7 separate regions of the Homo sapiens genome follow, and regions 1, 3, 4, 5, 6 and 7 are each linked to region 2. Evidence: chromatin contacts called from ENCODE Hi-C or POLR2A ChIA-PET data. All regions are on one chromosome and are shown on one strand. The core of a region is the stretch at or near the end of the contact, and the rest is flanking DNA. Distances in the headings are between cores, read along the strand shown. Region 1 holds the start of TMBIM4 (transmembrane BAX inhibitor motif containing 4). Region 2 holds the start of RAB21 (RAB21, member RAS oncogene family). Region 3 holds the start of RXYLT1 (ribitol xylosyltransferase 1). Region 4 holds the start of LEMD3 (LEM domain containing 3). Region 5 holds the start of E2F7 (E2F transcription factor 7). Region 6 holds the start of LLPH (LLP homolog, long-term synaptic facilitation factor). Region 7 holds the start of TBK1 (TANK binding kinase 1).

What was found. A loop is a pair of places that touch in the nucleus more often than their neighbours do. ChIA-PET counts read pairs that join two places held with the same protein, here RNA polymerase II (POLR2A). Pooled maps may share reads with other maps.
Region 1: a pooled map shows a loop between it and region 2 (7-fold over the local background). The contact joins the promoter of TMBIM4 here to the promoter of RAB21 in region 2. A Hi-C loop is called at or near these places in 3 of 50 pooled maps.
Region 3: a loop to region 2 is called in a pooled map, with 22 times the contacts of the local background. The contact joins the promoter of RXYLT1 here to the promoter of RAB21 in region 2. A Hi-C loop is called at or near these places in 4 of 50 pooled maps.
Region 4: a pooled map shows a loop between it and region 2 (6-fold over the local background). The contact joins the promoter of LEMD3 here to the promoter of RAB21 in region 2. A Hi-C loop is called at or near these places in 5 of 50 pooled maps.
Region 5: a pooled map shows a loop between it and region 2 (4-fold over the local background). The contact joins the promoter of E2F7 here to the promoter of RAB21 in region 2. A Hi-C loop is called at or near these places in 1 of 37 single-sample maps with no recorded cell type and 2 of 50 pooled maps. POLR2A ChIA-PET finds 5 or more read pairs at or near these places in 1 of 52 experiments (GM12878).
Region 6: a pooled map shows a loop between it and region 2 (8-fold over the local background). The contact joins the promoter of LLPH here to the promoter of RAB21 in region 2. A Hi-C loop is called at or near these places in 5 of 50 pooled maps.
Region 7: a pooled map shows a loop between it and region 2 (5-fold over the local background). The contact joins the promoter of TBK1 here to the promoter of RAB21 in region 2. A Hi-C loop is called at or near these places in 3 of 50 pooled maps.

The regions. Positions count from the first base shown.
Region 1 is chr12:66,168,601-66,171,574 of GRCh38, forward strand. TMBIM4 (transmembrane BAX inhibitor motif containing 4) reads right to left here and starts at 1,396. Exons shown (of 7, transcript NM_016056.4): 1 at 1,255-1,396. The coding sequence starts at 1,351. RefSeq lists enhancers at 548-647, 1,130-1,654, 1,298-1,377.
Region 2 is chr12:71,753,318-71,756,317 of GRCh38, forward strand. It overlaps RAB21 (RAB21, member RAS oncogene family), which reads left to right and starts at 1,546. Exons shown (of 7, transcript NM_014999.4): 1 at 1,546-1,971. The coding sequence starts at 1,813. RefSeq lists enhancers at 1,318-1,607, 2,248-2,437 and a silencer at 1,588-1,867.
Region 3 is chr12:63,778,292-63,781,625 of GRCh38, forward strand. RXYLT1 (ribitol xylosyltransferase 1) reads left to right here and starts at 1,618. Exons shown (of 6, transcript NM_014254.3): 1 at 1,618-1,838; 2 at 2,728-2,883. The coding sequence starts at 1,670. RefSeq lists silencers at 1,437-1,666, 1,683-1,958, 1,687-1,986.
Region 4 is chr12:65,168,039-65,171,164 of GRCh38, forward strand. LEMD3 (LEM domain containing 3) reads left to right here and starts at 1,545. Exons shown (of 13, transcript NM_014319.5): 1 at 1,545-3,080. The coding sequence starts at 1,559. LOC124902953 (a long non-coding RNA gene) reads right to left here and starts at 1,378. Exons shown (of 2, transcript XR_007063349.1): 1 at 1,179-1,378. RefSeq lists enhancers at 1,063-1,122, 1,308-1,880, 1,563-1,712, 2,623-2,702 and silencers at 1,833-2,042, 2,426-2,629.
Region 5 is chr12:77,064,122-77,067,099 of GRCh38, forward strand. It overlaps E2F7 (E2F transcription factor 7), which reads right to left and starts at 1,448. Exons shown (of 13, transcript NM_203394.3): 1 at 1,224-1,448; 2 at 422-514. The coding sequence starts at 514. RefSeq lists silencers at 1,288-1,337, 1,358-1,787 and enhancers at 1,396-2,102, 1,838-2,067.
Region 6 is chr12:66,129,464-66,132,544 of GRCh38, forward strand. It overlaps LLPH (LLP homolog, long-term synaptic facilitation factor), which reads right to left and starts at 1,287. Exons shown (of 3, transcript NM_032338.4): 1 at 1,242-1,287. LLPH-DT (LLPH divergent transcript) reads left to right here and starts at 1,288. Exons shown (of 2, transcript NR_125724.1): 1 at 1,288-1,512. RefSeq lists enhancers at 1,011-1,160, 1,201-1,310.
Region 7 is chr12:64,450,767-64,453,987 of GRCh38, forward strand. It overlaps TBK1 (TANK binding kinase 1), which reads left to right and starts at 1,354. Exons shown (of 21, transcript NM_013254.4): 1 at 1,354-1,421. It overlaps XPOT (exportin for tRNA), which reads left to right. Exons shown (of 25, transcript NM_007235.6): 25 at 1-359. RefSeq lists a silencer at 1,225-1,694.

The DNA of each region.
Region 1 (2,974 bases), core at 146-2,645, 5.6 Mb before region 2:
CGTGTTCAAACCATGTTCAAACGGGCAAAAACCAAGCTGTAACCAATCAACTCTTTCTGTACCTCACTTCTATTTTCTGTACCTCACTTTACTTTCTCTCTCCATAAATTTTCTCCCACCAAGCGGCAGGACTCATCACTCTGAACCTTATTCTGGTTCCGGGACCTGCCCAATTCGCAAATCATTCTGTGCTCAAACTCCGTTAGATTTAATGTGTCTAAAGTTTTTCTTTTAACAGTGCACAACCATGTGAATAACTTAACACTACTGAACTATACACTTAAAAATAGTTAAGACGGTAAATTTTATGTTACCTGTATTTTACCACAATTAATTTTTTTTAAAAAAAAGCTGAGTTCACTGGCCAAAATAATTTCAAAATTCAATTCCAAAAATATAAATGCTAGGCACCAAGATTCTTGGTGCATCAGAACTATCTTCATCTTTCCTTTTCCAGAACAAGTTCTAGGCACTAAGATTCTTAGCACATCAGAACTATCTTCATCTTTCCTTTTCCAGAACAAGTTCCAGCTGCCTAAACAGGCTGAAAGTCTGGGGCTGTTTCGGCGATCAAATGACCAAACTAGAGCAGGCAATGGCTTCCACGTAGATGAAGCTGAGCATTTTAAATTCAAAAATTTCTGCCCATTGGCTACTACGTAATAACTTAAAACACAATTTAGACTGACTTAGGAAGCTTCTGTGTTGAGCAACTTCCTCAATAATCCTCAAAGACCTGTTGCATTCTGGGCCCTGCGGAGAGGAAATAGTGCCGTCAGGGAGCTTCCAGCCTAGCACAGGACGGTAAATATAAGCCTGTAACGCGAAACCCCACAGAACAAAAACATCAGGCCGTGGATTCCACTCGTGTGTACGTCAGTCACAGTGATCAACCGACTCATTTCCACGACGTTTCTTTTCACTTCAAGATGCCAAATTCAGGCTGCGGCGGTTTCCATCTGTCCCTTCCTACACCGCGGCGCCCGCTGGGGAGCCGGGGCGCACACAGGACAGCCGCAAGCCTTCTGGGCCTGGCGCCCTCCCACACCCGCTAGGAGGGGAGGAAGCGCCTCCCCGACTCCCTGAGGAGGGCGCCAGTCCTCTGGTACCCGGAGAAGGAGGGCCGGGAGCTCAGTGAGCACTCCCTGTGAGTCCCAGGAGATGGCCGCTCTCCCTCGGAAGCCGGAAGTCGGCTTCTAGAGGCCGAGCAGTGCAGACAAGCGGCTGGGAGGCACTGGAGAGGGGACAACGTACCCATTCGGATGTGCACGGTGGCGGAGGCCACGCTGCTGCCATAGTTGAAGTCGTCCTCGATCGAGGAGCGAGGGTACCGGGGGTCGGGGTCAGCCATGATGGCAACAGCACCCCTACCGGTCCCGGTCCACTAACCGCAACCGCCTCCTCCCCACTTCCGCGAGGAAGAGCCCAGCCCCAGCAAGCCGTGCGGCGTCGGCGGGCGAACACCGAGCGAGTCGATTTTCTCGCTTCAAAAATTCCAGCTGGGCGGAGAAAGCGGGGATGGCTCCGAGTTAGAATGGAAGAGAAAACGGTTTACATTCCCGGCGTCATCTGAAGTGAAACTTTTCTCAACACACTTTTTTTTTTTTTTTTGAGATGGAGTTTCACTCTTGTTGCCCAGGCTGGAGTGCAATGGCACGATCTCGGCTCACCGCAACCTCCGCCTCCCGGGTTCAAGCGGTTCTCCTGCCTCAGCCTCCCGAATAGCTGAGATTACAGGCGCCTGCCACCACGCCAGGCTAATTTTTTTATATTTTTAGCAGAGACGAGGTTTCACCATGTTAGCCAGGATGGTCTCGATCTGCTGACCTCGTGATCCGCCCGCCTCGGCCTCCCAAAGTGCTGAGATTACAGGCGTGAGCCACCGCGCCCAGCCTGAACACACTTTAAGTCCTTTCACCTTGGAGAGTTGCTAAAGTGATAGAACCCATGTCCCAGTCACCCATCCACTCAACAAATACCCATCTCATTCATCCACTTTTTCAATAATCACACCGAGGATGCATTTTTACTTCTATTATTTTAAAATAATAATAATACCTACATTTATTGAGCACTTTCTATAAACCAGGCTTTCTGAATGAAGTAATATTTAATCCTGAAAGGCAAGTAGGAGCCAACCAGAGAAAGAGCAGTGATGTAGGCTGGGCCTCAAGGGACCAACGTCTGCAAAGAGGGAGACGGTGAAGCTCAGCTGGTGTAGGGGACAGGTGGCAAAGAATGAGGCTGGATAGATAAACAAAGGCCAGATCATCCTAGGCCAGAAGTAGAATACATTGAAGAGGGCCATTACCAAAGGCAGAGAAAAGGGGATAAAGTTGTATTACTGTAAGAGAGAGATGATGGTGGCAAATACAATGGATTAGAGTGAATATTCATGATATTGTTGTCATTCCAATATAAAGAGGTGTAGACATACCCAGAGTAGTGTCATCCTAGGGTCCCTTGGAATTGTTTTGATGAGTTTACTCTGATCTACCCACATTGCCCAGTCCTCACCTTAACCACAACACCCGAACACTTAGCAAGTGGAATTCAGAACAGTTGTGGAACAGTCTATTCTAAACTAAATCCTTAAACTTGATGTTCTCAGAAGCCTTTGCCAAAAGAACTAACGTCACTTCCACAATGACAAGAAAAACAAAACAAAACAAAAAAACACTTTATCTTTTATGATTTTACAAACATTTTACAAGCATATCATTTTAATTTGTTTTTGTTGGTTTGTTTTGAGATAGAGTCTCAGTCTGTCACCCAGGCTGGAGTGCGGTGGCTCTATCTCGGCTCACAGCAGCCTTGACCTCCTGAGGTCAGGTGACCACCCCCGGGTAATTTTTTGTATTTTTTGTAGTGACGGAATTTCGCCATGTTGCCCATGCTGGTCTCGAACTTGGGCTCAAGTGATCCCCCTACCTCGACCTCCCAAAGTGCTGAGATCACAGGCGTTAGCCACTGT
Region 2 (3,000 bases), core at 296-2,795:
CATTTAAATATTTGTTGAATGAATTAACCGACTCTCTTTTTTTTTTTTTTTTTTTTTGAGACGGAGTCTTCCTCTGTCGCCAGGCTAGAGTGCAGTGGCGCGATCTCGGCTCACTGCCACCTCTGCCTCCCGGGTTCAAGCGCTTCCCCTGCCTCAGTCTCCCGAGTAGCTGGGATTATAGGCTTGTGCCACCATGCCCAGCTAATTTTTTGTATTTTAGTAGAGATGGGGTTTCACCATGTTGGCCAGGATGGTCTCGATCTCCTGACCTTGTGATCCGCCCGCCTCGGCCTCCCAAAGTGCTGGGATTACAGGCATGAGCCACCACGCCCGGCCTCTTTTTTTTTTTTTAACCTGGTTTGAAGTGTGAAAGAAGTTTGATTTTTAAAAAAATGTTTACCTGACACCAGGTTTCCAGTAAATTTTCAGAAATATTAGTATGATTTCTTGGAGGAGTATGGTTTCTTGGAGGCAGGCCGGGCGTGGTGGCTCACACCTATAATCCCAGCACTTTGGGAGGCCGAGGCAGGTGGATCACTTGAGGTCAGAGTTCAAGACCAGCCTGGCCAACATGGTGAAACCCTGTCTCCACTAAAAATACAAAAAGTAGCGGGGCGCGGTGGTGGGCGCCTATGGTCCCAGCTTCTCGGGAGGCTGAGGCAGGAGAATCACTTGAACCAGGAGGCAGAGACTGCAGTGAGCTGAGATCACGCCACTGCACTCCAGTCTGGGCGACAGAGCGATACTCCATCTCAAAACTAACAATACAAACAAACAAAAAAGAATGGGGATGCAGATGAGAAAAAACAAGCAATCATCGAACAAGCCACCTCAAGGTGGAGTACCATGGAACGTCAGAGGCTTCATGAAAGTCAGAAAAACTGAAGAGCACTTGGGGTTAGGAATTCAAAGGTGGGCAGCTCTTATACAGACCTTGCCCTCAACAAACCTATAGTCTAATGAGAGTCGATAAACACTTAGCAAAGTATTAATAATATCCATGGAGTGTGTAAAGCCCTAGTAAAGGAGGTATACTGGTGGTAAGAAATACCTAATTTTGTGAGGTGGGGGAATGGAAGGATGGGGGAAGGATTGGGTGGTCAGGGACGCGGTTTAAGCTGAGACTTGAAAGATGATGGAGTAGTTGACCAGGCGGTCAGAGGAACTTGGAAGCGCTATGATTCGGGATCCCACAGAGAGAGATTCAAGGGCACCTTGGCAGATATGGTTTACAGTGACCTCTGGTGTGACAGATCATTAGCATTGTGAACATGCAAAAACGATGAAGTTCTGCCCTTCATTTCACCAGAGCTGGGCTCGCCTCAAATTCCTGGTTCCTTATTCCCGCTGGCTCCCACCAACTGAAAAGCAGAGGTGGCTCGCAAGCGGCGGGGCTCTGCCCTAGATTGCCAGTAGGCGCTCGACTCACATCCAGCTCCACCCCGGGAGATGCCCCAGAAGCCCCGCCCACGTCCAGGCACGTTCTTCTGGGGCTAGTCGCAGGGGCCGCCCCGGCACCGGCGCTCACGTGACCCGAGGTGTGACGTAGGAGGAAGGAGACGCCATTAGAGGGAGGCAGAGAGGGATCGTTCTTCGCTTTTCCTCCGGTGCCTGACGTGGTGGGCTGGGGCCCTTCATTCTCGGACTTTCCCTCAGCCCTTCCAGGCCTCGCCCGAGGAGGGCGTGGGGACAGCGCCCGGGTCGGCGGGGCCGGGGCGGTGGGGGCTGAGCCGGCCGTGGCTGTGAAGGCGCTGCCGCGGCTGTCGGGAGGGCGGCGCGACACTCGGGCTCGGGCGGCCGGGAAGCGACGGGATGGCTGCGGCCGGCGGCGGCGGCGGCGGGGCGGCGGCGGCGGGCCGAGCCTACTCGTTCAAGGTGGTGCTGCTGGGGGAAGGCTGCGTGGGGAAGACGTCGCTGGTGCTGCGCTACTGCGAGAACAAGTTTAACGACAAGCACATCACCACTCTGCAGGTGCGGACCTCGGGGAGCGGGAGGGGGCGCCTCAGGGCCCCTACCCCTCCGGGGCTGGGGAAACTTTGCCGCCCTGGTCCCCTGGATGTAGGCTGGCAAATCTCAGGCCTGTCATCTCCGCCTTCGGTTTACCTTTCCGAATTCGCCCTGGGGAATCACCAGGTCGGGGCAGCCTGTAGACGCGAGGACAGGCTGTTGGGAGGGAAGTGGAAGGGCCCTGAAAAGTCCCCAGTGTTCCCCGTGGTGGCTGCGCACGTTGTGGTCTCCGTCCGTGGGCTGTTTTTTCCCATTTACTGCAGTTCCTGGGTCCCAGGTGTCAGTGTTGCAGTCTCCAAATGTTAGCTCCTTTTCTTTCTTTCAGAATTAGGAACTTAGCTGCGTATTTGATTTTGCGAATTAGGTGATTTGTAACTTCAGCGCTTACTGATGACTAAGTGTTTATGCAAGTTCCATTTTGTCCTGAGTAACAGGAATGGCAAAAGAGCCATCTCTGGAGGTTTTTTGAAATGACCGCTTGCCTAGGCGTGTTACGCAGTTTCATTGCAGCCTGCGTGGGTCTGACTTGCGGGTCACTCATATTCTGCGAGGTCGATTGACCCACGCTGAAACATCAAGTGAATACTGGCCAACAATTGGTCCCCAGACTAAAAGCCGCTGCTGTTACTCAGTTTCTTTACCTGTAAAATAAAAGGTCGGCTTTCTTCCACAGGTACATTGGAAAGGTGTTAAAATGTTATCATTGATTGAGAGTGAAGCCAGGCCTTTGAGGGAGTTGTACTCACCCCACCTCTCCCAGAGAAATCAGTTTTGATGTTATTAGGAGAAATTTATCCTACTAATTTGACTTACCAATTTGGTCAAAGGCAGTAAAGTCTAGTGGACTTTTGAGCCTGATTGTCCAGGTTCATGTCTCACCTCCATCCATTTAACTAGCTGTGTCATACTGGGTAAGTTACTTAACCTGTCTGTGCCTGTTTCTTCTGTTAAAATGGCCATAATAGTAGTATCTAGCTCATAGGGTTGTCAGGA
Region 3 (3,334 bases), core at 368-2,867, 8.0 Mb before region 2:
TGTCTCCCCCTCCACACTGCTGCATTCCCCACCACATCTCTTTCCCTCTCTTTCCATCCACCTGAAGAGATGAGAGCATATACAGAAAGTAGCTCCCAGCTGTAGCTCAACCATTAAACACCAAGAGAAAGGAAAATGAACTCTGCCAGACTTAGATCAATTAGAAGATTCCTTTGTAACCTAAATACATTTTTAAAAGCTTATCATCAAATTATGCAGTCATTTGCAGTTTGAGGTAAAACAACTCCTTCATTTTCATGGCCCTCTCCCCTATTCAAGATGACATCAACTGCATATTAGTTTTACCTTGTATGCATTTCTCAATAGTAAAACCATTAGTCAGTAGCATCTGAATGTACATTGATACAGTGGGTGTTTTGTGGTAATTATAAGGTAATTACTTCCTATCCTTAAATAATTGTCATTTCCACAAACAAACAAAATAGGATAAACAACAATACAGCATACATAAAACAACTGCCATCTCCCTAAGACACCAGAATAGCCTGTTAATCAAGGAAAGCTAAATTTATTAAATCTACTACAGTAAGGGAGGCCACACTTTGACAGAAGCTTGGCAGTCTCAGAAGGAGAAGGTTGGGGGTGATATTTATAGGATTTGGGGAGTCTGAGCAAAAATGGTTTAAAACAGGTCTTTTGAGGCAGGGAACTGTTTGGGGGATTGGGTAAAGTGTTTGACCTAATAGTTTAGGGTCGGTGCTAGAGTGACCAATTTTACTGATTTCCTAGGACTTTCTCAATTTTAGCACTAAAAATCCTCCAACTGGAGAATCCTTACAGTCCTGGGCAAACTGGGACCATTGGTCACCCTAATTAGCAGACATACCGTCGCAAGACTGCTGGGTAATTTGAACAGTAGTACCAGAGCAACTGACAAAACATTGTAGCCCATCTTCCCAAGGCTGGATACAAAGTTTTCTGAAGCATTCACATTTACAGCCTCTATTTGACAAAATACTGCATGCCTATGTGCGTTCAACTCACATAATAATGAAACTTAACTTTAAAAATGTTTTTATTGCAGTAAGGTATATAAAACATGAATTCGACAGTTTAACTATTTCTATGCATACAAGTGAGTGGTATTAATTACATTCACAATGTTAAGCGACCATCATCACTTAATTTTTTTAAAGGACGTTTATATTCACTCATCTATCAACGTAGTAGGCACTGTCCTAGGCGCTAGGGATTCCATGCAGAGCAAAAAACGTCACAGTCCATGCCTTCACATGGCCTTCATGGACCACCGCGGGTGTTCTTTTTCCCCCGAGTCTTTATGTACTTGGGAAAAGTGGCCAGGGTTGAAAGGTGCAATGAGTACACGGCAGAGGTCAGAGAGGTTCCCACTCAGCCCGGCGTCTGGAAGCAGCGTGGGGTAGGGGCCGCTCCAGTACCCCCTCCTCCAGTGTCGAAGGTGGGCAGGCCCTCGGCCGGGTGGATGAGCCGCGACTGGAGGGGGCGGGGCCTGGGCGGGAGGCGGGCGGTGGGCGTGTCCGGGGCGGGGCTGTACCGGGCGCTGGGCGGAGGAGCCTTGGCTGGGGACTGCCTGGAAACGGGCTGGGCCTGCCTCGGACGCCGCCGGTGTCGCGGATTCTCTTTCCGCCCGCTCCATGGCGGTGGATGCCTGACTGGAAGCCCGAGTGGGATGCGGCTGACGCGGAAGCGGCTCTGCTCGTTTCTTATCGCCCTGTACTGCCTATTCTCCCTCTACGCTGCCTACCACGTCTTCTTCGGGCGCCGCCGCCAGGCGCCGGCCGGGTCCCCGCGGGGCCTCAGGAAGGGGGCGGCCCCCGCGCGGGAGAGACGCGGCCGAGGTAGGACTGGGTCGGCGGCTTCCTTCCGGCTCTGCGCTCCTGGCTGGGGCTGCTGGGCGGCTGGGGCCGGGTCCCCGCACCCGGCTCTCAAGTCCGGGATTACCCGCAGGGCCTGAGAAGCGCTTTGCCCCCTACAGCCTCTCGAGCCAGCCCTTGGCTCGGAATTGGAGAATGGTCCTCATTCTTACCCAGATCTCACACGCCGTCCCCGCTCCCGATCCCAGGGGGTGACAGGCGCGCACGCCTTTCAAACACGTGTTAAAATCCAAGACGTCGTCTCAAATGCCAGAGATTTGCGGGAATGCTCCTGGAAGGCCTCAAAATCGCCGCAAGGTTTAAGACATCCGTTTCCATGTTGAAACAAAGCCCTCTCTAATCCTGCAGTGACCATAAGGCAGACTTTACCTCCAAATTCTGGTCCCCTGTCCTGTGTTTTAACTTGTGTTAAGATCAGACTCGGCTTTCTCTTTCCCTTTATTCAGAATTTTGCACGATAGTATCTAAGACTGGTGAACACTACACTCTGAAGTCAGTTTTTTGTGCATAGGTTACCTGTATACAATGGATAAAAATAATTGCAAAAGTTAAGCTTGTAACTTGATACATATTATCCTGTTATTTTTAAAGGTTTTGTGTTGGGGAAGAGAATTTTCCTGTCTCAAGGTAGCATTTTATTTCTAAGACTTTTCAGAGTAAAAAAAGTTCAGTAAAAAAATTGCTGATTTTCTTTTTTGTTTTCATTGTGTATTACCAGTTTAAATTCAGTTGCTGTACCTCTCAGAAATTAAAGTTAGGATGAAATTAGAACTAACACTTAATTTAAATGATTTGAATTTACCTACAACTGCAATAATACCTTACTGGTAAACACTTACTCTTTTTAAAACAGAACAGTCCACTTTGGAAAGTGAAGAATGGAATCCTTGGGAAGGAGATGAAAAAAATGAGCAACAACACAGATTTAAAACTAGCCTTCAAATATTAGATAAATCCACGAAAGGAAAAACAGATCTCAGTGTACAAATCTGGGGCAAAGCTGCCATTGGTAAGTTAATACGTAGAAGGAAGACATGTAAAAAGCATTATAAAATGTATTTTATTGATATGAAATTCATTTTAATATAATTTATTTCATAATTTGTTAATTAAGGCATCATGATATATTTTTTCGCTTTTTGTCAATAATTCCTTTCTCCTTCCAATTAGACAACATCTGTTTGTAAATGTACACACATACATATTCCACTGTTGGTCTTTAGCAGAGCACAGCTTCATTTATTGATACATTGAGTAGGCTGTATAGTGTCATTAGATTGCAATGCATATGTCAACTGAATTTTCATGAATCTGTGTATTTTTTGGACACTTGATACACAAGTATAAGATGTGGCCCCTGCCCTTGATGGCCAAACACATTTGGGAAACACTGAAGAGTACAAAGTTAAACAAGGTTCTTCATTGCAGGCCTTTCTCAAGAGCCTTTAATATGACAATGT
Region 4 (3,126 bases), core at 295-2,794, 6.6 Mb before region 2:
TGCCTTCCCCGGGATCAAGCGATTCTCCTGCCTCAGCCTCCCGAGTAGCTGAGATTACAGGCGCCTGCCACCACGCCCGGCTAATTTTTTTGTATTTTTAGTAGAGACGGGGTTTCACCATGTTGGCCAGGCTGGTCTCAAACTCCTGACCTCGTGATCCGTCCCCTGACCCCCGCCCCCCGCCCCGCCTCCCAAAGTGCTAGGATTACAGGCGTGAGCCACCGCGCCCGGCCGTATTTATGCTTTTGACTAACGTTTTTCTGTACAGGTGTATAGGGTAATGTAATAGGTAAAATAACTCATTCAACAACAAAAAATTATTGTAGTATTTTGTAGCTACTAGGATTGAAGTACTAAAGAATTGTCTGTCTGCCAAGGTTTGGGGAAATGGGAAAATGGGACAAGATCTTCACCACATGGGGCACATTTCACCTCTCTGGGATTCATTTCCTATTCTGTAAATGGCAGAGTTGGGGTTCCAGGTCTTGTCCTTGTTTTTTTGACTTTGTGTGAAGGTTTCTCCACCTCACCTGGCACTAGTCTTATTTCAAAATATTCATCTCATACTATCCTCTCTTTGCAATTCTTTAATTCATTCAACAAATATTTATTGAGCTTCTACTAGTATTGTGAGTAACAGAAGCAAGGTTCCTCCACACATGGAGCTTATTATAGTCCAAAAGGATAGGACAATAAATAATTTTGAAAGTAAACAAATATTTATTAATAACTGATAAATAACTATTGGTTGGAAAGGTGCTAAGAAGGAAATAAATAGGATCATGTGTTATGTCTCTGAGAGTCTTAGAATGAAGCAGACAAGCTCTTTCACTTTCAAGTGCTGACGTAGTAAAGTCATTAGGTTTCAAAAAAGGAAAAAAAGATAATATCTTACAATTAACTAATGAATGAACAGCCATTACGCTAGAAGAAAATTGTATTGTGATTGGTGTACTCCGTATCTTCTCAGAATGAGAGAGGTGAGGCTTCTCAAAAAGAGCAGCGAGAGAAAGTCACTTAAAAATTTTTTTTTTTTGGTAGGTCAAGCTAAAGACGAACTGAAAATAGACAACCTGAAGTCAGACGGGAAAGCTGCCAATCTAGTCTGGCCAGCAGAATTTCTTTCAGTAGGTCTAGGCTCCCTCGGCATTGGGAATCCAGATGTAAAGAAAACTTACGCCATAAACTTCAAGGTAGATTTCAGTTATTACTGCCCGGTGGCAGGAACCTAGGAAGGTGAGGTCAAGGTGTGGTTTAGTAAGAGACAGCTCCCGGGAACGGCACTTGGAAGGGCAGGGCGGAGAACAGCTGGAGATGAGATAGAGAGCAGGGGGAGAATGCGCCGACACCTCAAGGTGAGAGAGTAGAAACAGTCTCCGCCGTGGGAGCCGCGCGCTGCTCAGGTGGCTCTTTCCCGCTCAGGTGAGCTCCTCCCGCGCCTCCCATTGGCCGAGATGCCCGCGGCGCTGGGAGGGCGACGCAGCGCGGTCTAGTTCAGGGTCTAGGGCGGCGCGTCACTTCCGGTAGCGCGGAGCTTGTAAAACACCCTGGAGAGAAAATGGCGGCGGCAGCAGCTTCGGCGCCTCAGCAGCTCTCGGATGAGGAGCTTTTCTCTCAGCTCCGCCGTTACGGCCTGTCTCCCGGACCAGTGACGGAGAGCACCCGCCCGGTCTACCTCAAGAAGCTGAAGAAGCTTCGAGAGGAAGAGCAGCAACAGCACCGGTCAGGGGGCCGCGGCAACAAGACGCGGAACAGTAATAACAATAACACGGCAGCCGCCACGGTCGCAGCCGCGGGACCAGCGGCGGCGGCGGCCGCGGGGATGGGGGTCCGGCCGGTCTCGGGCGACCTCTCCTACTTACGGACTCCTGGGGGCCTGTGCCGAATCTCGGCCTCTGGCCCAGAGAGCCTCCTGGGAGGGCCCGGGGGCGCCTCCGCCGCCCCCGCGGCTGGCAGCAAAGTGCTGCTGGGCTTCAGCTCGGACGAGTCGGACGTGGAGGCCAGTCCCCGGGACCAGGCCGGCGGCGGCGGGAGGAAAGACCGGGCTTCGCTCCAGTACCGCGGGCTCAAAGCGCCGCCGGCGCCCCTGGCCGCCAGCGAGGTGACTAACAGCAACTCTGCAGAGCGAAGGAAGCCCCACTCGTGGTGGGGGGCCAGGAGGCCGGCGGGCCCCGAGCTGCAGACCCCGCCGGGGAAAGATGGAGCAGTGGAGGACGAGGAAGGGGAGGGAGAGGACGGTGAGGAGAGGGACCCGGAGACCGAGGAGCCGCTCTGGGCGAGCCGGACCGTGAATGGCAGCCGGCTTGTCCCCTACAGCTGCCGGGAAAACTATTCGGACTCAGAGGAAGAGGACGACGACGACGTGGCCTCCAGCAGACAGGTATTAAAGGACGACTCCCTTTCCCGGCATCGGCCCAGACGAACCCATAGTAAGCCTCTCCCCCCGCTGACTGCTAAATCGGCCGGCGGCAGGCTGGAGACTTCAGTTCAGGGAGGGGGAGGACTCGCGATGAATGACAGGGCGGCGGCTGCCGGGAGTCTAGACAGGAGCCGAAACCTCGAAGAGGCGGCGGCCGCGGAGCAGGGAGGAGGGTGTGATCAAGTGGACTCCAGCCCCGTTCCTAGATACCGTGTTAACGCTAAGAAACTGACCCCTCTCCTGCCCCCGCCACTTACTGACATGGACTCAACCTTGGATTCGTCAACAGGCTCCCTTCTGAAAACCAATAATCATATTGGCGGTGGGGCCTTCAGTGTGGACTCCCCCAGGATTTATTCTAACAGTCTCCCTCCCAGTGCGGCGGTGGCCGCCTCTAGTTCACTCAGGATCAATCACGCCAATCATACGGGCTCCAATCATACCTACCTGAAAAACACATACAACAAACCGAAGCTTTCCGAACCCGAAGAGGAACTTCTCCAGCAATTTAAACGGGAGGAGGTGTCCCCAACAGGGAGTTTCAGTGCCCACTACTTGTCGATGTTTCTCTTAACTGCTGCCTGCTTATTTTTCCTAATACTGGGACTGACTTACCTAGGAATGAGAGGGACAGGAGTATCTGAGGATGGAGAACTCAGCAGTAAGTATTAAATCCTGTGGGTAAGGTAACAAAGAGAATGTTGTTA
Region 5 (2,978 bases), core at 198-2,697, 5.3 Mb after region 2:
TCTGGGAGCTAGTTCATTGGTATGAAGACATTTCACAGCACTTTAATAATCCAGCATTTATGCCTGCAAAGGTCTATTTTCCTGGGAACTGAGGCTTAGCATTCCTACAGAGCACTAGCTACACCACCCTTGACAACTGTATTATAAACTTTGATTGCTGTAGCCAGCATATTTTTGACTTATATAAATTGGTTACAACATTACATGTAACCTTGCCTATTTTTCCCACTATATCTGAGAGTAGAATTCCAACAATAATGGTTTGGATGGCTCTATTTTTAAAAAAGAATGTTTCTATAATGTTTATCAATATTAATTATTATGCTTAAATACAAATACAAATGGCATGTTGGAACACTTAATTGAATTCAACATCACCATCCTTAACATATTAGAAACTAAGGTGTTTATGTTTGCTTACCTTTTGTGCATTTTCCCCATCTTCAACTGCAAAATCTAGTCTGGGCTGCCTGGGGCTGATCAGGTCTTTTAGTGTTAAACAATTTACCTCCATCTGTAATGCACAATTACACTAGAAAATGATTTTGCAATTAGGTATTTTTTCCTCAAACAAAAATATCTACATATGTGTTACTTGTTTGTCAATATGAAATTCCCCCTTCTCTAAGCACATCCTGGGCATTTCCAGGAGTTGTAGCCACCCTCAACTTTCTAAAACTCACGCGAACAAACTCAAACACCTAAAGTGTGCTTAGTAATACTGAAAATCTGGGAAGAAAAAAATCTACAAAAATAGTAACTCCTTATGAAAAGCTAGATGGCAAAATAAAGTTACCAAGTCGGAAGGGTGTTGGGCAAATCTGTCAGAAAAGTACAGGGTCTCCCAGGTCAGTTAATTTTGGCGCAAAGAACTGAGAGGAATTCGGCTTTGAGGGGTTTTGAATCGGGGGAAGGAAACCCGATCGCTAGACCAAACCCACTCAGCGCTGAGCGCAGCCCCTTCCCAGGCCTCCAAGCAGATCCCCCAAATAAACTTCTCCAATGAAAGCTCCAAGTTGTGGGGAAGGGCAAATCCCCTCTACTGCCGGGCCGGAGTGAGAGCTGCACCCGGCACACCCTCTGCGCACCGGGTTCCCCGGCAGAAACACCTCGAGCCCTCGCCAGCCGGGGGACGTGAGGAGTGGCAGGCTGGCAGCCGGGGCGGGAGTGGGCCCTGTATCCCAATTCCCGCCTCCCCACTGGCGCTGGGGCCGCACGCTTACCCCTGCTTTCCTAAGGAGGCTTCCTGCCTCTGCAGGGACCTCCACGGACCCAAGCCGATGAGGGAAGGTGGTGCGGCGATCAGCAGCCGGGCGGCGGCATCGGGAAGGGAGAGCGAGGCGCGCAGATCCCCGCGCCGAGTGCCCTGGGCTGGCGGGGACCCCGCGGCGTCCGGGCAGCGCCAGCGCTCAGACCGGCCGAGCGCAACTCCAGCCTGGATCGTAGTCCCCGCTAAAACACCTCCTCTGGCGCCTTGAGACCGAATTTGAGAATCCACCAATCAGCGGCGGCCGGCGGGGCGGCCCCGGCCAATCGTGCGGCGGCACGGCCCGGGCTCACCGCCCCTCGGAGTCTTGGCGCTCCGAGCCGCGCGTTTTGCCCTCACCCGCCCAATTGTTGCCGCCTCGGCCCCCTCCCCCTTCCGGGTACCTGGAAACCTCGGGCCCGGGAGCCAATTCCTGCTGGGGACGCGGGCCCCGGCGGCCGCGGGAAGCCAAGGTGGGGGCGGCGCGGGGCGGCGCGGGGCGGCGGGAGAAGGAAGAGGAGGAGGAGGGCTCTTTTGTTATGCATAGAAGACCCGCGCACGTCCCCGCGGCTTGCCGCGCCCGGGGACCCCGGGCACAGCCAGAGGACAGGAAAGCAGATGGGGTTTGGAAGAACGATCTACACCCTCTGGATGCTGCTGCCGCCATCCCCGCCCGCCCTCAGCAACCTGTGCGGAAGCGGAGTTGTCCAGACTTGCCGGGGCAAACTTCTTAACATCGCACGCTGGTGTGACACATGAACCATGGTTACCGCTCTGCTGCGAGCAGATGGCACGCCAGTTAGCCCTGGAGACAAGACTGGAAGCCAAACCAGAAGTTTTTCTAACTTTTTTTTGTTTGTTTGTTTTGTGTGTGTGGCAAATCCGGAAATGTTTTTTGGTGTTCCCTTTTCGGCAAATTGCAAATAATTAGGAGGGAAAAAGCTTTATATAAAAAAGTAGTTCTTTGCAATAGGGACTAGCATTCTGGGAGACAGTCTAGAAAATTTCCTCAACACCACTGATCTGTATTAAATGTTTCACTTCTTTCATCCTACAGTTTCTTGTTTAAAATATGAATGTTGGTAGAGATGGACTTTTTACAAAACAGACTTTATTGTTTAGAAGTTTTCAATTTACAGAAAAATTGAGATAGTACCAAGAATTCCCATATATTCAGCACCCAATTTCACCCACTATTAACATTTTGTGTTAGTATAGAATATTTTTTGAAATTAATGATCTAATATTGGTACATTCTTCTGAGCTCAAGTCATTACTTTATTCAGATTTACTTAATTTTTTCCTAATGGCCCTTTTTTCTGTTCAGGATACCACATTACCTTTAGTTCCTATGTCTCTAGGCTCCTCTTGGCTATGACAGTTTCTCATACTTTCCTCATTTTTGATACCTGGACATTTTTGAGTAGTATTGGTCAAGTATTTTGTAAGATATCCCTCAACTGAAATGTGAGACAGCCTTCTTAAAGCATCAGACATTCTTAAATGTACAGACATGTCCCTACCCCCCATCTACTTTACAGCAAAGGTATCATTTTCCTTTCTATACCAAGACTCCATTCTTCACCACTTACCCTCCAAATATTTTTATTTTATTTTATTTTTGGAGACGGAGTCTTGCACTGTCACCCAGGCTAGAGTGTAGTGGCCCAATCTCGGCTCACTGAAACCTCCACCTCCTGGGTTCAAGCGATTCTCTGCCCCAGCCTCCCGA
Region 6 (3,081 bases), core at 37-2,536, 5.6 Mb before region 2:
CAACCTCCACCTCTCAGGTTCACGCCATTCTCCTGCCTCAGCCTCCCGAGCAGCTGGGACTACAGGCGCCCGCCACCACGCCTGGCTAATTTTTTGTATTTTTAGTAGAGACGGGTTTTCACCGTGTTAGCCAGGATAGTCTCGATCTCCTGACATTGTGATCCGCCCGCCTCGGCCTCCCAAAGTGCTGGGATTACAGGCTTGAGCCACCGCGCCCGGCTGAATTTCTTTACAAAATACAGAAATTTAATTTCCCCAGAATGCAACAGCGTCATCACCTTACATTTATGCAACAGCTTACAAATTACAAATGATTTTTATAAACACTTCACCTCATCTTCATTATCCATCCTCTCAAGCCAACTTAACGACTGTAAACTTATCTATTCCTACTCTTGTTTTCTTTCCACTCAGTTCCGCCCTAAATCCTCCACAAGGTGCTCAGTGTGATCTTTTAAAAAAGCATTCACTGCCTTTCTTCGAGTTCTTTAAAGACCTCCTCCCTCATATATATTCAAGATCTACAAGGTCATTTGTGATCTGTCCCCTGCCTCCTTCAACTCTATTTCATTTCATTCTCCATCCCCATCCCCGCAGGCACCAACTACGTCTGTAAAGAGTCCAAACTATCTCTACGTCAGTGCCTTCATATTTGCTGTCCCTATGCCTGGCAACTGCTCTTCTCAAGGCTTGCTCCTTCATTCGCTACCTCAGAAAGGACTCCTCTGACCTCCGTAAGCTCCCTTCCCTGCTTATTAAGTGTTACAACCTGAAACCATTGTTTTCTGTCACGCCCCCCGACCCTCTCCCCAGACTGTAGACTCCACGAAGGTAGAGGGAAAGGTCTTGTTCACTGCTGAATCGCACACTTTTTGCATACTTGTTGAACGAACCACTAACATTTTTTGAACGCCGGCAATCACAGTCATTCCGCTCCCTTGTCTACATAACTCAACCCTTGCGAGGGGCTAGGAAAGCGGGCGGCAAACAACCTTGAGGGCCGAAGTTAACTTCAGCGGGAGTGAACGACAGGGGTGGGCTCCACTTTATCCAGTGCACTCGGAAGCCGGAGGGCCCCCACCAAAAAGAGCAAGGGGAACCCTCGCCCTCAACAAGGCCTGCATCTCCGGACTGGAGCTCAAGTATAGCCCAGCGAGTGTCAAGAAACGAAATTCTCCAAGGGTGGCGGAATCAAGCCCCAAGTCCCATGTGTCACTGGACCGGTGAGGAACCGAACTCACCTGAGAAACGAACACCCACACCTCACGCTCACGCCGACCGGAAGTCTTTGCACTTCCGTCTTCCGGGCGGAGGCCACCCGGGGCGGACGCATTGCACGCCGGGAGACAAAATGTCTCAAGAAGCCTTGAGAGGCGGGATTTTGGAACCCGGGCGCTGACGAGCTTCCGCCATTGGTGTGATCGCGGACCTAGAAACTTGGTCCGTCCCATACAGGTGTAGAAGTCGGATTTGGAGAATGCTGACGGGTGTCCGGTCAAGGTTAGGCCCCAGGTAGGTCCGCTTTCCGGACGTGGGCAGGGTAGCCCCGAGACTAACCTATGGAGTGAACCTGGCCAGGGGACCCTACTTGTCAGATAGGGAGCTCCGAGCCGACCTTTAGATCTGACCTCAGCGTTTACATGATACTCATGTATTTCCTTAGATCAAGTCAGCCTAGATCAGGTGTTCTTCCAGAGGCCGTATTGAGATCATTTTTATTTGCAGCCTGTGCATTTTCTCATCTCGGGTGATGGCCTCACAGATGTACACATATGTAAAACCGTATCAAACTGCACACTTTAAATATGTGCAACTTATTGCATGTCAGTTATACTCAAAGCGGTTACCAAAAACAGAAAACAAGCTTTTCCTACCCCAGAGAAGAATTTAAAGGGTAAAATGATCAAAGGATTTCAGTTCTATCAATGTTTACCTGTCTGATCACTTACGTATCAGACACAATGCTAAGCCTAGGACGATTGTCTTAGCTCACGAATAACACTTACTGTACAACTATTTCTACTGGCATAGGCTTTGGAACCATATAGGTCTGTGTTGTACTCTTGCTTCCAACACTTGTGAACGATATGGGTGAGTAATTAATGTCATAAGGGCCTGAATTTCCTTGTCCCTAAAGTGAACATAATACAACCTAATTGATGCTGTAAGAGTTCAACAAATGGTACCCTTTTTACATTATAGTTTCAAAAGTATAGCTACACAGTACTATTTGTAAGCAATGTTTCTAGAGATTTACGACATATACCCAAAAAACATGTCTTTAATGATGGCCTGGTAAACTCCTGCTGGTTGCCAGAAAAAGGGGTTCTGAGGCAATCTATGGGTACCTTTTTTCTTTAAATTTGTGTCCTTTATGAAACCATGCATAGTATGGAAATTACTGAATTCAGAATATAGCAAGGTTAAAGAGGCTGAAAAAAACCTAGAACATTTGATATAAAAAAAGGAAGCATGCCTAAGAAACCTGGTTTATTTAAATGAGATTTCGTTCTTATAAAGCAAGTGAATTTCTGTTTTACAAGTTAACCATATACTGTACCTCATCTTTCAAATGAGAAGTTAGCTACCTCACCCAAAAATATAAGTGCACATTGCATTTTAGAGAAAACTTATATTCTGATAGTCCATATTTACTGTATCTTGTTTAACATACCAGGACAAGACTTTTGAATAGGCACTTGGCACCAGAAAAAATAATTTACCTATTATGAAAATGTCATGTTGTTAAAATACCATGCCATGATTTAGCATTACAAGTGCTTTAAACAGCTGAGTAAAACACCCTTTTACTCCTTTTTACTTATGTCCCCTCACCAGTTATATAAAAGCAGTTCTAGAAAAGTGGCCTTAGTATATTTAAAAGTCTAATTCATTCCTTCATTCATGCCTTTGAATATGCACTCTATTATAGGCACTATGCTGAATTTGCAAAGATGAAGGAAACTAAACTACTGTTTTTGGGAAACTTTATCTCCTAATGGACAAACAAGGCTTAAGGGTCCAACTAAACATTGCAGTGGCTCATCACAGAGCTGGAAGGAGCCTATATATAGAACTAGA
Region 7 (3,221 bases), core at 104-2,603, 7.3 Mb before region 2:
TTGACTAGGGAACCACAAGTTTTCATATAATGCCTGATTTAGCCCTGTGCCTAACAGTTTAAATCTTAATGCTAATGTTAATTGCTTCCCAGTTGGTTGACCTTATAAGAAAACACTGTGTGGTATTTTAATGTGGTAAACATGTGAATGAAGGCCTGTGGCTCAGTTAATCACTCCCACAACTTTGAGCTGTGAGTTTTACTGGTGGAAGGAACTTTAACAGGTCTTCGCTCTTGTCATTAGATATCAAAGAACTGAAATTAGTTGGAATTGTAAGCAGTGAATAGATGTGTTGTTAGAATGATTCCATCACTTATACATTGTTTAAAATGCTAATAAAGTAACTTGCTTTGTAAGAATTCATTAGAGTGGACTTTTGTTATCTCCATTGTGCATTTGATAAAACTGAGGCTTAGAGAGGTAAGAGATTAGCTTTTAAGTCAGTAATTGGCAGCCGAGACAGCAACCCTAGGTCTGTTACATTCAAAAGCCTCTGAGCCACTCCGCATGACTTCCCATTCATTCGTGTTTGCTGCTGCTACTCTGGGAAACACCATCTTCCTCTTCCCCTCCACTCAGAAATTTAGCCCTAGATTAGCAGCGGTCTCTGCTCCCTCATGTTGAGAAAGGCCTGTTGTGCTGTCCGTGGGCAGAAGGGACCCCTTCAGAAAGCTATTCCTTATTGGGAATAGCGGCTTGAGATTTTGACTGCACGAATATTGCAGGACCTAATTTTAGTATTTAAGTTTTAGTTCTTAAATTCTTAAGTTTAGAGTTAGATACTCCAATACGGCCGTTTTCCAAAATACCGAGAGGGAATTAAATGAACATTTTTACATTAAGAATTTAATGTATTTCTGGGTGATGGGAAAATGAAAAAAACAATGTAAAGTCTGAATTACTGCGAGACGATAATCTGGCTCCACTGCAGCCAAAGTGGGCCCTTAAAACATAGAATCCATCCCTCCCAGCTCTGCCGGCCGTCTGTGCCTGCCCCCCACGTGTCCCACGTTCTGCACACCTGTAAATCTTGGGATGTAATCCCTTGCTCAGCGTCGGTCCGCCCTACTGTCGGCCAGCGCTCGGGGAAGGGGCGGGATTTGCAGTTGCGGGAATCCCAATTACTGTGTTCGCTGCTCAGGGCTCCTCATTCCCCTTTAGAGTAAAGGGCGAGGGCAACAGTGGACGGGGTGTCTCCAGACATCCCCCTCATTACCGTGGCCGCGGAAGCCGACTCGGCAGTTGCCGCCGCGGCTGTGGTGACTACCAGACGGGCCATAGGCGTGCGCACGCGCACCCGCACCGGCGCGCCGGCCGTCGGTCACGTGGCCTCCGGCCAGGGCTTGCGAAGCCGGAAGTGTCCTGAGTCTCGAGGAGGCCGCGGGAGCCCGCCGGCGGTGGCGCGGCGGAGACCCGGCTGGGTAAGTGAGACGGCCGCGGGCTGAGGGGCCAAGGCGGCGCGGGGCGCGGTCGGTCAGGCCTGCGCCGCCCGGCGGGGAGCGCTCCCGCCCCCTGTGGGAGGCTGGGATGCTGAGTCAGAGCGGGGGCGGGGGCGGGCGCACCGAGAAGCCCCGGACGACCCGAGGCCAAGCCATCCAGGACCCCGGCTGCGTGGACACTGCCTCTGGGGTGTGTGTCGGGTGGCCGTAGCCGGTGGAATGGTCGCGCGGGCCCTGTTACCTGCATCCCCGCTCCGCGCCGCGCGGCCGGTCCTCGACCTGCATCCCGTCCGGCGGCTTTGGGCATAAAGAGGACGACTCCGTTACCGGGCCTGGGCCCTGGCTGCCTGGGGAGGCAGGGGCACCTCTTTCCCTTAGACTCGCTGTTTTCTACCCTCTTTCCGAGCGTCGACACAACGGGCAGTTTTTAAATGTATTGATTTTTCAGAGGATTAAAAAGAGACGTTTCCTTAGAGTTTTAGTGATGTTCAGTCCGCAGAGGTTGACTCACACCGGAAATTAGAAGCATAAGATGTTTTAAATATATGCCGATGAAATACGAATTCCCAGACATTTCCTTGCTCCTCGTCTACCTGGCTTATGGGTTTAATTTGTAATCTCTATCCCAAGTATTCTTAGTAGGTGGCCTCAAAACAACTCCCAAGTAATTGCCAAATGTATAACCAAAGACTGGTCTTTTCCACTCTGAAACCCCAGTGTATGAATCACATAGGGGCAGAGTTTAGAAATCCTGGAACTTTGTCCATAGGCCATGTCGTCAAACCTGTTTTCATCCCTCAACAAATAGTAACTTTCGTTTTGGACGGTGTAAGGAAGTAGGCTGAAGACGGCATCATCAGCAACATAGTTGTTGAGTGTCTGCTTATATGCTTGTCAAAAATTTGGGAAGATTTATATGGCAAGCACGTTGTGGGTGTGCTGAGTCATGTTTTAACATGTTATTGTGGAGTTATTGGAAGATAATTTCAAAAGACATTTCCCCTGACCACTATTGTGATTACTGTTAAATAGAAACCATAGTTTTGTATTTGCATAGAGAACAGATATCTTAGCTGATAAATATTTTTCTTATTATCCTGAAGGTACATACATATAGGTACCTAATGGTACTATTTGCCATTTACAGTTACATTGATTAGGGAAGGTTTTTCGTTAGATAGTTGAGACGTTTGTTATTGTATCGTGAGTGAAATGTAATGACTGGCAAATGTGTATTCCTTATTTGTGAAAAGGGAATCTTATTTTTATTGCTTATTTCCTATAGTCGTATATAAAGTTTATCTAAATTAGATGGGTAGTAAAATTATATAAAAATATCCTACTATATCAGTGATTGGTAAAATTGAGACCCCTGACCATTCTGCATTTTCCTAACCCAGCTTGGGGATATTGGTGGTCATTAATTCATCACAGAATACCTAGTCTAGCATACTACTTTTTGCTTTAACTTACTGTGGAGGGATATTAAAATCCATGTTTTAATGACAATACAGCAGGTTTAAGGGGGCATGGTGGGACTAGTGTTTATGTTATGTTAGCATACATCAATTTTAGTCCAGTGTGGAGCTTGGATACTTTGTATACCTTGATAGATCCATAGCTTTTCAGTATTAAAGACTTGATAATACAGGCTACTTGGTACGTTTATATATTTATACTTGGAGGTTGGAGAAACTATCCTTAAATTAATTCCAGAAGAGTTCGTAACTTTTCAGGAATAATAATTTTTGCACCTTTCCTTTATGTTTGTCAGGTTCTGTG